Regions from separate parts of the Homo sapiens genome. Here regions 1 and 2 are each linked to region 3. A link is a contact called in ENCODE Hi-C or POLR2A ChIA-PET data. All regions are on one chromosome and are shown on one strand. The core of a region is the stretch at or near the end of the contact, and the rest is flanking DNA. Distances in the headings are between cores, read along the strand shown.

Region 1 (3,552 bases), core at 797-3,296, 37 kb before region 3:
AAGTATAATCATTTTGACAGTTCTATAATATCTCCTAAAGCTGAATACACATATATTATTAACCAGCAACTTCACTCCCAAACCTAACAGAAATGTGTACACGTGGTCACCAAAAGACCTGTACAAAAATGTCCATAGCTGCTCTTTGCATAATAATGAAAAGCTGAAAACAATTAAAATGTTCATCAATAGTAGAACAGATTAAAACTTGTAATACAGTGCAATTCAAGTCAGAAATGATAGAGTCTTCCAAACATAATATTGAGCAAAATATGCCAGACACAAGAAAGTATATTCTATATTAGGCCATTATATACAGTTCAAAACTAAGCAAAATTAAACTCTGGTTTTAGAACTCCAGGGAGTTCAGTCTCTCCTTTGGGGACAGGCTGAAAGCCGGTGTGAAGAGAGTTTTTGCTTCTTGTCAGTATTGCATTTCATGATCTAAATGGTGATCATATAGGTGGATTTGTTTTGTGAAAATTTGTTAAGCTGTATGCTAATGATTTGTGTACATCTCTGTGTGTATGTTTCATTTTAATAAAAAGGTTTATTTAAGGTAATTTCTTTAAGAAATATCAATACTTTTTTTTCTACTTAGCATTCATAAGAATACAAACATGTGGCAGGGAACAGTGATGGGACCTACAGCTTACATCAGGGAAAATTTCAGACATAACATGGTGCTGTCACCCTGCATGTAGTATCTATATGAAATGGTATAAAAGAGGAGGCTAAAAGAAACAGCATTAAGTTTTCAGGATTTTCTGTAAATACGCTGCTTAGTATGTTATTCATTTTTTTTTCTTGGTGAAGAATAGCAGAAATTTTTTTCTTGTGTATAGTTGTAGATCAGCACCCCAAATCATGCAAGAAATCAGTTTTTTCTCTTCCCATTGGCTTCTAAAAAACTCAGCCCTAAATTTGTGTATACCCTTAGATCAGTAGTTTTAAAACTTTCTTTGCCATGGCCACAGAGAGAAATTTTATATCATGACCTAATGCACAAACACACACATAAATCTGAAAGTTACGTAAAGGATATAATACCCTTACTTTGTGCAATGCCCTCCGATATTCTGTTCTTGCCTTCACATCCTAATCCTTTCAAAATGATGGGCACTTACTAAGATGGTTTCCCAGGCCATTAATGTGTTGCAACGAAGTTTGAAAAACATTGTCTTCTAGACAATGGTACATATTAGGCATTCAATAAAATGTTATTGAATGAACAGTGGTATGCATTTTGTTAATTTGGCCTAAACTCCAATTTGTTGTTAGCCTTGTTTTCCTTTGCCTTCTCACCTTTTGTTCTTATTTAGGTCAACTTCTTATAGTGTATGCATCTTTAGAAATTGTCTTAATCTTTTCCAGAACAAGTCCTTAAAACACACTCTCAAAGTCACACAGTAAATCAGTCAGAGCAGAGACAGGAGAGAAAAGGTCATCCCAAGGCACCCAAGGTGCTGGGAATGAGAAGCTTAACACCTGTAGGACAGACACTTCCTGTCCCACCTCTGTAACAATGTCTGTAGTGCTAGACACATGAGAGCAGATGGTGACCGGGACTAAGTGCCTGGAGCTCACCTCTAACCTTACAGGGAACCCTATATACTCTTGCTTTCCATGAAGTTCTCTTGCATTTCCGACAGATGGGAGAGAGTGAGCCAGCTCATTCTGAGAAACACAAAGACACTTTTTGGAAGAGGAACAAAGGGTTCTGCAACTGACAATGAAGAATGGTGTGAGCATCTATGTGTATCACTGTGATAAAGAAGCTCATGGTCTTGAGTTTCCTTTATCTCTCTTTTGAGGGTGTAAAGTCTTTCTCAGGCCATTGACATTTTGTGTCAACAGAAAAGCTAGCAAACATGTTGGAAGGAACTAGTTCAGGCATGTGAGAATAAACCTTATCTTTCTAACACAGGAACAAATTTAACCTTAATAAAACTTTTATTTTAAAAACATTCCTGTTAGTACTATTAAACAAAACTTCCATACAAAAGTTCTTGGATCACTTTTGGGCAAGCTGCCATTCTGGCTTATCTTCAACAACCAAAGAAACGAAAACATGTTTTAGGCCAAGCACCATGGTCCAGTTCAGTAATGCTGTCCCTATGAGGATAGGGCTGTGAGCTAGAGAAGAGAGGTGAACGTGACTGGTCATTGCTTTAGCTAGAAAGGGTCAAAAATGACAAGGAATGTAACAGGGCTTAATGGACCAGAAGCCAAAAATGCAGTCTAAGATTTGCCTTCACAGATGTCTACAGGAACATTTGTTTTAGCAGTATGAAATCAGAAGCAGCCTGCAAATTTCAAACCGGGGTGGTTGGTTTTAAAAGGTCTTTGCGCAGCCATTCAAACTCAAACCTACAAACGCACAATGCAAGAATTCATCACAACAAAATATTAAATGTAAACAGCAGGATGAAAAACTATACACACAAAATATGAATTCAACCATATTTTAAGCATACACATATACTACATATCCATAGAAAAAGACTTGGAAGAAACACTCCAAAATATTAAGAAGAGCTATAAACACTGGCTAGTGAAATTAAGAATGAATATTCAATTTCTTTTTTATTCTTTTCCTTGTTTTTCAAATTCCCACTTTAGGTATAGATTGCTTTGATTGCTTGATAAATAAAGCTATTTTTAAAAATGTAATACTATATTTCTTTATAAACTCTAGTTTTTTCATTCATTGATTGACAAATATCTGGATAAAATTTTGTCGATTTTCTCTTTAATGACAACTTCAGGGGTTAAATTGCAATTCAACAAGGAGAGCAGGCAGACTGAACACAAGAGTGAATCACATGCAGAGTAAAAGTGAAACATGGATTCTTACCCCCCAAGTATATTTGCATAAAGAAAAACCAACTTACAAAAAAAAAACCTCTTGTCAGAAACACTCTTTGTCTTGTATATTTTTTTCATGTGGGATGTGTAGAATAGTTTAAAACTGTAGTCCATAAGTAACGCTAAAGGTTTAGATAGCCTACACACAGTCAGTGTAAATGTCACACAGCCATGAATTGCTTGGTGTAGAGTTTCACAGTTCTACAGCAACTCATGTCACCCAGCTGGCTACAGGCAAAACTGAGCAATAGACAAATCTCTATAGACATTTGACAAGGAAATGAAGGTCGCACAAAGAAATGAGGCTGTGTATTCAAGCTAGGACCATAGACAATTCACTGTGAATTAGCAAGCACAGAAGCATACAAGTCAAATAAAGTGTCTTCATTTTTCATGTGGTTTCTAGTTACTTTGTCACTTTCCTGAACTGTGCAGGTCAGTGTGGATATCACCAAAGGCTCAGTGTTGCATTGCCAGGTGCAGGAAGGAAAAAGGCAGGTTAATCTGTTTTATCATTTATTTCTCTGACTTTATATATTAGGCGATTCCATATGATAAAAACAAAACAAAGCAAACAAAGGAAAGAAAACTCCTATAAAACTTTGTATTAATAAGCCCCTTAATTTTAAAAAATAGGTTTGTTTTTTATCTCTTAATCTAAATAATGCAATATTTAATAAAGCA
Region 2 (3,398 bases), core at 549-3,048, 62 kb after region 3:
AGAATTCTGAATTTGACAGAGGGAGTGATGGGCAGCCATGTGGCTAGTTAGAGGGTGATTTAAAGTTGGCCAATGAAAGACAAAGTATGAAAGGGAAAATCAGTTCTTCAGAAATGATTATTAAAAATTCTTGAAGGCAAGCTACTTACAGCCATATTTCAGTACAAGCATGGTGAACACTGTATACCAATATAAGGAGTGTTCCTTATTTTAAATCTGTTCTCATCTATTTTCATGGATTTCACATATATATGACCCATTTCTGACAGCAGGGAAGGTCACTTTCATATTAATATTCAATATGTCACACCACTGTCATATCAACTATCCTCAGGCAGGTCTGATGGCTGGTTGACAGAAATGGGCATTTTGAGAGGAAATTCCCAGAACCAAGTAACCCAGCTGGAGAATACCGCTGCAGGAAAGACAGCAGTACTATATATTAACTCAGCAGGGAAAACAGCTAAATTGTTCTTCCTGCTTATTAATAGACCAACATTTAGTCCAACAGCTCTAATTTTCTGTGGAATTTTTGACTTTCTCTCTTGAAAACTGAAAGTCATGTTAATGGTTTTCTGCATAATGCTTGTCTGTATGGTTTAGGGATATGAGGGAAGATTTTTTCAAAATAGGGAAGCCGGTCCAAAGAATATTAGCCTTATCTTTTCCCTAAATACTATATATGTGAGACTATCTTAATTCAAAGGAGGCGATATAGTGAAAAGCTTTTCTGTGCTAGTTTTAGTAATAACTTGTAATAATGGGAAAAAAAGAAGATTAAGTTTGAGTGAATAATAGGACGCTAAAAAAGAAGATACTAACTTGGCTCTTAAGTTTTTAGTGGGACTTACTGCTTTGATTTATAAGCAATAATCATAGAGGCAGAAATGAGACAATCTAGCATCTAAGCATTCAAATGAACATTTTAAGAATTAATGAGGAAGGAAGGAAAGGAGGGAAGAAGGAGGAAGGGGAGAAGGAAGAAAGGAGGGGAGTTAGCCGGGAAGTAAACAGAGGGAAGAAGGGAGAGAGAAGGAAGGAAACTAGACACTCTTAAAGAAAGCATCATAACTTAATATTTAAGATTCTTATTTTATACAATTAAAAATCTCGTTTAATTATTTAAGAAAGAAAACTTCCACAGGTATAATGTACAACTGTACCTTAGAGACCATGTGATATGTATTCATAGTCTGAAAAGTCTTTGTATTTATTCTTGGGAAATAAGGACTACACACTCAAAAAGAAATTCCTGCAGAGAGGCAGGTAAATGGACAGCACGATTTACAGTAGACCTCACATTTACACATTGGCAACCCTCACAAAAGCTGATATGCCCTGACGTTTATTTCCTCTGAACATTTACTTACGAGTGTCAAAGTCTGAAAGAAACCTCATTACAAAAAGTGACATTTTATCTCCATTTGTGCATTTATGAACGTATTCTACATTTTTCTGAAGTGTTATTTATTCTTTACTTTAAAAATGTACTACCCAATTTATCTATGAGGTCTTTCAGTCTCAATTCATGACAACCTTTGTACTTACTGTTCCTAAAAACTCAAAGACGAGTTTCTGAGCTTTGTAATAAAGAACTTCATTCTGCTGTACAAATTAAACCAGGTGTAGGTAAACCAGTGTAGGTAAATGAAAAACTGGGGTTAAAAAGAAAAAGATGCCAATCTATAGTAGGCTCAGCTTTTTTTTGAGAGAGAGATTAAGGTGCATACAGTCAACTGGTGTGAAGGTCACCAAACAAAATGTTGCAATCTTAAAGTGCCACTGACATGCAGTCAGTGTGCTGCAGCAGCTCAGGATTAATCCATGCAGCTCTTTCTCCTTCCTTGCTATTGTTTCAGAATCCTTCATAAATGTGCATTATGAAGTCTGTTATATTTGCAGGAAAACATTCTAAAAATTAGACAAATTTTTCTTCAAATTGAAATAAAAATATGTAAATAATATAACTTTTAAAAATTTGGTTTCCCACACCCAGGTTTTGTTATAGGAAAAGTGACCCACAGGCTCAAAACTCCATAAATATTTCCTTGTGATACATATGAGCTATGACAAGTCTAACCTTAATTATTTATTATCCACTTACTAATGACGTCTAAATTACCAAATATTTCAGTTGAAGATTTTCTGATTTTCCTGGGAAACAGCTGAAAGCTACAAGCCACTACATGTACTTTTTTTTTTTTTTTTTTTTTTGAGACAGAGTCTCGCTGTGTCACCCAGGCTGGAGTGCAGTGGCGCGATCTCAGCTCACTGCAACCTCTGTCTCCCAGATTCAAGCGATTCTCCTGCCTCAGCCTCCCGAGTAGCTGGGACTACAGGTGCCTGCCACCATGCCTAGCTAATTTTTTTTGTATTTTTAGTAGAGATGGGGTTTCACTATGTTAGCCAAGCTGGTCTTACATTCCTGACCTCGTGATCCACCCGCCTCAGCCTCCCAAAGTTCTGGGATTACAGGCGTGAGCCACCACGCCCGGCCTACATGTACCTTTAGCTTTCAAAAGTCAGAGTCAAAATCAGAAGGAAGCATTCCTGGTTCAGGGACCTCTATTCTCTTTCACCTGCTCCTGACCTGCTGCTTTCCTTTTGGTGAGGACAGCTCCTTATAAAGCAAATAGCTCCCCACTCTGAATGGAAAGGCTCATCTCCTCAGTCCATGTTGCAAGCACAAATCTCCCTGATAGTCATTTAGGGAGTGAATCAGACTTGCAGCCAATAAGCACAAAGCTGACCTTTAAACCTCAGCCTTTAATAGAGCATTGGGTTATTTTACTTTGTGTTTGCTCAACATTTCCAGGGGTCAAAGGGCCTGGTTTACTGACGTGGGGTGAACTAGGGAACCTTGCTTCAACTTCTATGTTGCAACAGATAAAAAAGCACTGGGGGCTGGGCTGGTAGGGGCCTAAGCCCCAACCTCAAGTATGCCCAGTATCACAGGTGTTAGAATACATTCTGAAGTCTTTAGCATTTAGAGATGACTAGATTGCCCGAGGCTGAGGACTAGCCCTTAGCTAACAACTATGGGAGAAATGAGAAAGAGTCTTGGGGGCTGGGGAGTAAGCTTTCACATTTTCCCAGTACTGCACCAAATGACAGATCTTGAGGTGAAAGGAGAAATCAGTTAATACTGATTCTGTCTTTATTTAAACATTAATATTTATTTTACCATGGGTATTTGTGCATTACTTTTGATTTTTAAAAGTAGTGCATTAAAATAATATTTGTTGTGATTGCCTGGATTTTTGGCACCCCCTTCCGTTTGGTGCCCAAGGTGCGTGCCTAACTTCCCTCACCCTAGTCCTAGCCCTGGTCTGTCACCTCATGGTTCCCATCCAACATTTTCACATAAAAATGGGGGTAGATTTAAGCAGGCTGGTGGA
Region 3 (3,802 bases), core at 1,240-3,739:
TCTTCATATCTATACAAAGAGGAAGATAACAGCCTCTATATTGCAGGGTTGTGGAGAGAACTAAATGAGTTAAAGCACAGAAAGCACTTAACACAGCCCTTTGTACTTATTAGGCATTCATATTAGCTATTATTGTTATGGACCTTCAAGTCATCATCATTATTATCCACCTCAAGATTTTTCTGCCACATCAATTGGAATTAATACCTTTCTTCTCTTATCCTCTCTCCAGCATGCTCTCCATGGCTCTACATATAATAATTGTCAAACTGTGACACATATGATAGTTATTTATGGCTGCCTTACTTCACAGGGAGGAATATATTCCATAAACAGTTGTTGGCACAAAACCACATCTTAATCATCAGCAGTGATGGTTGTCTACCCAGTGCTTTGCATTTTTTTCCCCTCAGTTATGCCATCATTCATTCATGTCTTCCAAATCTACAATCATTTAGGCCTGCAACCTGGACAGTAGATTAAAGTCCTCACTTCCCCATTTATGTACACCAATATTCACTAAACCTTTCAGAGTCTACTCCCTTAACACATTATAACCTGACCCTCTCCAGCCCAGTTGGCATTACTTTGGTGAGCTGTTGTTCACAAAGAGTATTATAATTGTTTCTAACTACAGATTTTTAATCAAAGTAGCCTCCCAAAACAACACTTCTGATCACCCCTGTGAGAACACCTACCACCCTGAAATTGTCTGCTTATTCATCTGCATTACCAACTAAATACCAAACTTCTTGCACGCAGGAAACCTCTTTTGTTCAAAGTGAGTAGCTTGGTGCCTGGCATGCAGTAGGCTATCAAAAAGCACATGTTGCAAAAATGAGTGCATCATTACATTCCATTACAACTCTGTCTGCTTAGGTTGAAACTGTATCCTTAGAAATGCTCCAAATATGGATTGTAGGCCACACCAATATAGCTCTGAGGTTGGGTCAAGGGGTTAGGAATTCCTCAGGGGGTTTAGGAATCCTGTTCCACTAGCTTCTGTGGGAGACATACAGGCCAGCAAAAGTAGGGAAAGAGACAGGCCCAGAGACAGGATGGGACCAGGAGAAACAATGTGAGATCATCTCTCTTCTCTAGGGCATGATTGTCAGGTCAGTTCAATGTTGATTGCAACCTCATCCTTGTGTTCAGGGGCAACACAGTCCATGCAGAAAAACCTATCTACAGCTATGATGGGTATTGTCACGCACCACCCAGATCTCCTTCAGTAAGATATAACTGATTTCCCAGCTACTGAGAGGGTGGCTGACTCTGATGCATATTCCTTTGGCTGAAGAGAGCCTCCTTACCCAAAGTCATTCCCCTTCCCAAGCAACCCACGTCCAGTGATTGGTTCATGCCAAGGTATAAAGGCCCAGCCCCGTCACCCAACTTGGAACAACTCTGAAGGGCTACCAAGTTTCACTGCTCTTTAAATGTTAGCAGAGACATTTACTGAGACTCCATCACAGTCCAACTTCTCCCTCTATCCACACTCCACACCTGCTTCCTTCCCATTCCTACCACAGACAGCTATCTGAGTAAACCTCCTGCTTACTACACTGTCTCAGAATCTGCTTTCTAGAGCGCCTAACCTGTAACAGCCTGAGATAAAGCATATAGAATGGAATTTTAAGACAGCACACATCATAACCCAAAGGTTGGTCCCTAGAACTGTTTTGTGTGGAATTCATGGGGGTAAAACACTGTGAACTAGTTGCCAACATTAAAAAATAATTTTCAAAAAGCCAAAGCTCTGGCAAGAATGGGCTGGTATTTGCTCATGGCACTGAACAGCTGTAGTTGAGGGATAGTGTTCCATCTTGATGGCTCTCACTGGCTACACTGTGTGACAGTCCCTACTGGCACCCTTCATTTATTTCCTTACCTGCCCAACCCTGAGGGCATTTGAGCTGATGGTTCATGACTGATGCCAGGATTCCCATCCCTAACCTCAAGGCAGGCTACTTCCTTGATTAGCCTACTGCTTCCCTCAACAATTTATATCTCTCATCTGACTTTTCCCACAAAATGTACTCTCTGTGGGCTGGTTCTGTGTAGTAGTAATCTTGGTAGCTCTACCCTAGCAGATGCTCTAGGTTGGTGGACATAGCAGCTGTTCTAATCATGCTTGCTAAGTGAATAAAATTTTAATAGAAAACTCCCATCTCTACTTTGTGATAACTGAGTAGTATCTATTCTTCTGCAATATTCTGAAGGAGACTGTGTGACTATTTGGATGTTTGAAGATGTTTTCCTGACGCACAGAAAGAAGCTGATCTCTCCTTCGCAGAAAGCATAGCCAGCAGTGTGTTTTCAAGGTGTAGGGATGAATACAGATTTTTGGAGTGGTTGAAACCCCAGGGGTAGTAAGTAGCTCATATCATAGAATTCCTTTACTGACTGAAGTCCCCAAGAGCAAATCCCTGGAGAACTTAGCAATGCAGAGCAGGTCTTGGCTGTGCTGCCGGTGTGTAGGTAAATGGCTTAAGTAATTGCTGTCCTTGGGCAGTCAGTCAAAACGCAAGAGTTGAGACTATAAAAGGGCAAGTGCTCCCACAGAGTAAAAATTATAAACTATTGTTAGACAGAATAATATGTGACTGCTGACATTTCACCTTTTATTATTATAGCAACGCTTTAAGAAAGAAATGTAGTTAAGGTTGTCAGAATTTCATTTTAACCCCCTCCTTCAAGGCTGTTAAAAATTCACTCATGCTGAAACTTGCCTTTCAGGTTCTCAGCGAGATTTGTGCTTTGTTTTTAATCTGTTGTTCTCTAATGGAATGCAAAATGTAATTTGGGGGAAAGGGTTTTTCCAAGGATCTTTCTACAAACTGCTTCCTATCTCAATTCCCCCCCTTTTTTTTTGTCTGCCCCATTCTCTGCCAAAAGGTTAGCTGTAACAACAAAAACAACCCAAAAGATACACTCAACTGACAGAGGATTAAAGGCTTTTGGCAGTGCTTATAAAAATAGCTTCAGCAATAAGCAATACTCAACAAGCAGGAATCTGTTCAGTGGCAGTCACTAAAGGCAACCACAGTCTTGAAGTGCCATAAATGTCCACAAGAGATGCAGTTGAATCAACAGGTATTTGTGGAGCACTCACTGAATAAAAGGTAGCCAATGACAGTATAAAAATGTCTTCGTAGGTGTGACAGAGGGGACAATCTGCTAGGAAGGAGGAACCAGAGATGTCTCAAGGCTATATTTGTATAGCAAACCCACTGCTTTAGACCATGTGCTCTTGGTACTCAAAGCTCCCCATACCCCTACCCATAAGCCATCTCCCACTGATGACAACATGCCAGAGGAAGGGGGAAAAAGGCAATGATTCATTGATCAGCTACTAGGTGCTAGGCAGAATGCTAGGCACTTTATAATTATAAGGTACTGTGAAGATATAAAGAGGCATGAGCCCTCTCCCAATCCCCACTCTCCAGCTGAAACACACTTTAGGTATATTCACCGGAGCATAAGTGGTTTTCGAACACTCCTATGCTTGCTTTGCTTATCTTAAACTAAAGCAGCTGTCCAGCTAGACTTACTATGTTGATCAGCACATGACATATCAGCATATATAATATTTACTTTTGTAGACATCCCGCCAGCTCTTTGATAAATGTGTTAGGTCTTGCATGTGCCATCATTCCCATTATAGTAATCCCACAACTTGGGAAAATGCTATAATTAGCCTTTTATTATTATAAGCATTTCTGTAACACTTTCCATTTAAAGATGGCTTAACAACCAACTCTACTCTGTATGTCTCACAAGGAATCAGATAAGTCAACAC

The links. Hi-C counts contacts between places; a loop is a spot of excess contacts on that map. ChIA-PET counts read pairs that join two places held with the same protein, here RNA polymerase II (POLR2A).
Region 1: a loop to region 3 is called in a map of aorta, with 2.0 times the contacts of the local background. The contact joins two enhancer-like sites. A Hi-C loop is called at or near these places in 3 of 168 maps with a recorded cell type or tissue (PC-3, aorta and breast epithelium). POLR2A ChIA-PET finds 5 or more read pairs at or near these places in 4 of 52 experiments (HepG2, MCF 10A, OCI-LY7 and 1 more).
Region 2: a map of Calu3 shows a loop between it and region 3 (1.9-fold over the local background). The contact joins two enhancer-like sites. A Hi-C loop is called at or near these places in 2 of 168 maps with a recorded cell type or tissue (Calu3 and HepG2). POLR2A ChIA-PET finds 5 or more read pairs at or near these places in 1 of 52 experiments (HepG2).

Annotation. Positions count from the first base shown.
Region 1 is chr3:24,350,270-24,353,821 of GRCh38, forward strand. All of the region lies in intron 1 of THRB (thyroid hormone receptor beta), which reads right to left. Among named protein-coding and RNA genes, the nearest start is that of THRB-AS1, 140 kb to the right of the region's middle. RefSeq lists an enhancer at 1,847-1,991 and a cis regulatory region at 1,910-1,927. Within about 2 kb of position 2,047, at least 7 of the 41 ENCODE cell types and tissues checked have a DNase peak (open chromatin) inside an H3K27ac peak, as active enhancers do.
Region 2 is chr3:24,449,038-24,452,435 of GRCh38, forward strand. All of the region lies in intron 1 of THRB (thyroid hormone receptor beta), which reads right to left. Among named protein-coding and RNA genes, the nearest start is that of THRB-AS1, 43 kb to the right of the region's middle. RefSeq lists an enhancer at 2,682-2,826 and a cis regulatory region at 2,747-2,760. Within about 2 kb of position 1,799, at least 5 of the 41 ENCODE cell types and tissues checked have a DNase peak (open chromatin) inside an H3K27ac peak, as active enhancers do.
Region 3 is chr3:24,386,827-24,390,628 of GRCh38, forward strand. All of the region lies in intron 1 of THRB (thyroid hormone receptor beta), which reads right to left. Among named protein-coding and RNA genes, the nearest start is that of THRB-AS1, 110 kb to the right of the region's middle. Within about 2 kb of position 2,490, at least 4 of the 41 ENCODE cell types and tissues checked have a DNase peak (open chromatin) inside an H3K27ac peak, as active enhancers do.